Linked DNA regions of Homo sapiens: region 1 is linked to region 2. A link is a loop called in an ENCODE intact Hi-C map of the cell type or tissue named here. Cell type or tissue: IMR-90. All regions are shown on one strand.

Region 1 (2,500 bases), 310 kb before region 2:
ATTAATTTCTTTCCATGTGACATAGCAAATTCCCCAATATTAATAAAAGGCTCCATCAATAAAACAGAAAATGTTAAGTGTTTCAGTGAGTTTGGGTGATAAATGTCAGAATATGAACAACAATTCTGATACCCTAACACTTCTTGAGAAAATTATCTCATACAAAAAATCCCAAATTTAACAACAGAGATCTCAGGAAGTACTTCTCTCACTTAATGAGCCTTGGCAGCATTTCAAATTAAACACTCTATTGTGCGAGGAGCTAATTATGTTAAGATTAAACTCAAAGAATGATAGGGACATTTACTGTACTCTGAGTAATTATGCTGGCCTTCTATATTCAAAAATACAACTTCTTCTTCCTAATTCTGAAAGGTCGCTAACCCAATATATTCCACAACACACACAGTTTGTTCAGAGTTTAAATACCTTGGAAGCAAAGAGAAGACTTTTTTCTTTTACCAACTAGCATGCATTTTACATTTTCTCCTTTTTACTGTCATCATTTTCATTATTTCAGTCTCATTGCATCATAAGCTTCTGCATGCAAACACGTTAACATCCCATGAGCATGTTTCCGATGTGCAAGTAAGCAGTTACTACTTTTTCTACCAGGGTATACACAAAAACTATTGAGATTTAATCTGTTTAGTATGCTTGCATTAACCACTCAATTATGATAAATTTCTGTGAATTGGTTGGTCAGCTGTTTCCCCCGCTTTCTGGTCTAATGATAAACTACACAACAACCACATGTAGGCACCTTTGTGGCTTCTCTGTGGTTTACTTATTAACCCCCTGCCGGTAACCTAAGCATTTGCACCAGAGTTAAAAACCCTAAATTAACTTCTGAGGGCCAGGCCAGGCCAGCATTCTCAAACATCTCTCCAATGCTGCAGAACATCCACGTTCTTAATACTTAGAAAATAATAAATATCCAAATGCTAAGGCATGTTTCTGTGCTCCCTGCATAACCAAAGTAGTCCAAAATATGTAAATAAAAGCCAGAAACTGTGGACTTTAAAATATAATTTTTCTTCCCTGCAAATTAAAATGCAAAATATTCTTATATTTAGACCCAGATATTTAATGTCTGGAGTGCTACACTTTAGAAACAAAAGAATTAAAAAGGAATGCAAAGATTGCACAAGGCAAAGACCTCAAATCCTCCTGACACAAAAATGTAAGCCTGAATTACAGGCGGTATTTCTTAATGTCAAAAAAAAAAGGAATAAAGGGAGAACCACAAGAACGAGAATGTTCAACACTTTATGACCTCACTCTGTTACAGACTACTTAAGTTAAGTAAATACATTATGACAAATTCTAAAAATGTAATATTTTAGGCAGATAAATGATATTAGGCAGAAGTATATATATTGGGAAAAAAACATGAATTACTATTAAGTGGTAGTGGGGAAGGAGGAGGAAGCTAGTTATATTAATAGAAGGGCTTATACCTTTTTGTATTAGAGACAGGGTTTCACCATGTTGGCCAGGCTGGTCTCAAACTCCCGACTTCAGGGGATCCGCCCGCCTCGGCCTCCCAAAGTGCTGGGATTACAGATGTGAGCCACCACGCCCAGCCCGGAAAAGAAATTGTTTAACCTAGTTTTGTTATGCATACTAATTATTACTTTTTAAAAAAATAAGTTTGTATTGAGAGAAGTTTAGATTTATAGAGAAGTTGCTGCTAAAACAGTACAAAGAATATATCCCTGACCCAGCTTCCCCAAATGTTGACTGTGGCCCACAGCCACAGTACAATGATCAAAACCAGGAAATTGACACGAGCGTGACAGAATTAACTCATCAACTGAATGAAAAATCTTATTTGAATTGTACTAGATTTTCCCTTAATGTCCTTTTTCAATTCCAGCATCTTATCCAGGATCCCACATTACATTTAGCTGTTATTTCTCCTTAGCCCTCCCCAATCTATAAAAAGTTCTTCAGTCTCCTGTCTCTCATGATCTTGACAAAGGAGTACAGATCACTTACTGTAGAATATCCCTCAATCTGAAGGTGTATGATGTCATCCCAGGACTGGAGTACAGTTATGCATTTTTGTCAAGAATACTACAGAAATCATGTCATGTCCCTTCTAATTACTACTTTTAATTGTAAACACTTCTTTCACTGACTGATATTGGGCTACCAAATGCTCAAATCTTGAAGGCTTTATTTGTAATGTGCTTTTATTTATTTATTTATTTAAAGAAAGACTGCCTTTAGTCAATCATGACTAAGATTTTCAAAAGTAGAGACTAGATTTCAGTTATAAGGTTTCCCCAGTGGGAAACCAGTGAGGCCCAGTTGGGTCCCTCACCTTGGATTCTTATCAAAGTGGGTCAAAAATGAAACGGAGTGCAGCCTATACCTCATCTTCATTCCAGGCAGAAGGTGGGAGTAAAAAGAATATATATCCAACTGCCTCTGCAAGCTTTGTTCTCCAGTTACATCTCTGCGAGAAATGATGGCACTCTTAAAAGGAACAGAA
Region 2 (2,500 bases):
CCTATCTTTATTAGTGTTTTAAGTCCATCAACCCTCAAATGTGAACACTGTTTAGAAGGAAACATCAAAGATTTTATTCCATAACTGTGTCAAAGGAACCCAGTTTAGAGACTGGGTAAAGATTCTTCATTTTCAAACATGATACATGAGGGAGAGGGAAAAAAAACCTGTACAATCTCACACCCTGTAAAGAGAAAGATTGCTGATTTCCAAATATTACTTTTGCCTTTTCCTAAGGCCATAACGGATGCCCATCAGAACTAAAGCCCGCACATGCAAATAAAATAAGAGACAGCTTAGAGGGAGATTCATGATTCACCCGACATTAATCATGGAGCCTCCAATTCTGACACATCCAAGGTACACAGCTGAGCTTATCCATCTGAACTGTTTCCAATGGCAGCATCCTAGATATAATGTAATTACAATACAAAACATATCAAAACCAGAGTTTCACTCTGAGGGCCGAAAGACAAAAATCAATTAAAAAAAAAATCTGCTGAGCTTGAGAATGTAAACTAGATAAAAGGTTAACACTCTGAAGTAACATATTTTATACTGTGTCAGAGGCAATTAAATTCCCAGTGATTGGAGATATGTATCAGAGTTTGAATGAACTATGTGTAGGATTTGCTTTAAAATAATAAGGTGTTGGGGAGGAAGAGATGAGAGAAGATTGAGTTGTGAGTGTTGAAGTTGGGTGGGGGATCCATTATATTTTGCTATTTTTGTAAACGTTTCTACAGTGCTTTATAAAGATGTATATAGCAATGTAATATGCCTAATATCATGTTTGGTAACACTCTTAGCTTTGCACTTGGAAAGCATCACTTGAAGCATTATTAACCCTGAATGGATCCCAAACCTGCCACACTGCTGTTCAAAGACTAAAATCCACTGTTTCCAATCCACTGGGAAAAAGCTCATGCCAGGGCTGTGTTTCCAAAACCCTGCCCAAACTACAGCTAACCCATATCCTGAACAGGAGCTGAGAACTCAAATGCAACTGAAGAGTTATGCTGAGTTATGATTCTGAGAGGAAACACAAAAATACTAAATAAAAAGGGATTTTGGCTAAGACCTCACAAGGACGACCCTACTCCAAAACAGAAGCATTTTTATCCCTCATGTCAAACAGATAAGCGCTTTCGAGGTCATAGCAGGCAAGAAGTAGGGGTCCCAAGGCTAACTCCAGCCCCCAGCGGGTTTCGAGAAAGCCAGGAGCAGCATCGCCAGGCCGAGGCCGCCGCCTCGCGCCAAGGCGCGTCTGCAGCCCCAGAGCCTGGGAACCCGGGCACGCGCGCCCCATCCCTGAGGCGTGGAGGTGGCCGAGGCCGACCAGTGTGGAGGTGGCAGGAGCCCCACCAGTGGCTCGGGGGCGCCCCCTGAGGTCCAGCGGCGTCGCGGCAACCTCGGAAAACGAAAAGCCAGCGTCTCCCAGAGCTCTGATATTTTAACTTTACCTTGCTCCAAAGCCTGCTGCTCCCTCTCGGGCTGCACTTTTCCAAACCAAACCGCCCTCTTCCCTGCGCCTCCCACCACTGTCCTTTCCCTTTCCCACACCCCTCGGCTCCCGGACCAGGAAAGGGGCTATTTACCTCGCAGCGTGGGCGCGAAAAGAAAATGAGAAGACGAAAATGGTCCAAGCCCCACGAAGGCTGGTTCCCTGGCAGTCCCATTTTGGATCTCAAGCTTCCTCACACACCAGGGAAAAGAAAACCACGGTCAGCCCACTGACTGCATCCCCGAGCGCAAGAAGGACAGAAGTGGAATTGGAAATTCCTCTAATTTGCAAGGCAGCCCTCCACGACCTCCCACTGCACCCATTAAAGAGTGGCCCTCACAAAGCTCAACCCCTGTGTGCACCTGAGCCCGCTCAGTCGTCAAGTCCGTGGTAAAGCAGGGGAGACTAGAAAGGAGAGATGATTAACCCAAATACTGAGCAGTGATCTTTTAGTGAATGAAGGCAGCTGTTTCTAAGGGGAGATGTCCCCATGGCCTACACTACCGTAGAGGCCGTAGAGGCAGGACTCCAGTGGGCAAACCCCAGGCCCCAGTGTCCTACCGTAGAGGCAGGACTCCAGTGGGCAAACCCCAGGGTGAGTGTGGACGCACGTCCTAGCTCGGCCTCCGAGCTGCGTTTCTGGGCTGGAGCTCCGTGCCGCTCCGCGGGCAGGAGGATGCGCAGAGAGAAAAGGGGGTGCAGAATACCAGACGGTGTTTTCCCTTTCTGCCCCTCGAGGCCATCCCCGATTCTGCAAAGGGGGCATTCGCTGCCAGTCCCCCGAGGGGATCCCCAAGGGCGACGAGGGCTCCCGCGCGCCCTGCTCCGGGTCGCACGACGGGACTAAGGGACCCGCTGCACCAAAAACGGGCGCTCCAGCCGCCCGAGGACAGGCGTCTGTAACCAGGCAGAGCGGAGACCTCGGGGCACATTCCTCTTTTTCTTGATTCAGATAACCTCCACCTCCGGGTATGCAGGAGTTGATGGATGAGAGGG

What was found. Peaks named below come from ENCODE experiments on the same cell type or tissue, not always from the same donor. Only the 100,000 strongest peaks of a DNase experiment are listed, where the experiment ranks them.
Region 1: a loop joins it to region 2, with 4 times the contacts of the local background. A loop is called at or near these places in 4 of 110 quality-filtered maps.

Annotation. Positions count from the first base shown.
Region 1 is chr3:61,875,715-61,878,214 of GRCh38, reverse strand. All of the region lies in intron 2 of PTPRG (protein tyrosine phosphatase receptor type G), which reads right to left. Among named protein-coding and RNA genes, the nearest start is that of PTPRG, 320 kb to the right of the region's middle. In IMR-90, no CTCF peak of the experiment used is centred here; a DNase peak (open chromatin) is centred at 1,224; H3K27ac peaks cover 741 bases.
Region 2 is chr3:61,563,606-61,566,105 of GRCh38, reverse strand. All of the region lies in intron 1 of PTPRG (protein tyrosine phosphatase receptor type G), which reads right to left. Among named protein-coding and RNA genes, the nearest start is that of PTPRG, 3.3 kb to the right of the region's middle. In IMR-90, a CTCF peak has its summit at 1,377; a DNase peak (open chromatin) is centred at 1,355; H3K4me3 peaks cover 1,464 bases; H3K27ac peaks cover 845 bases.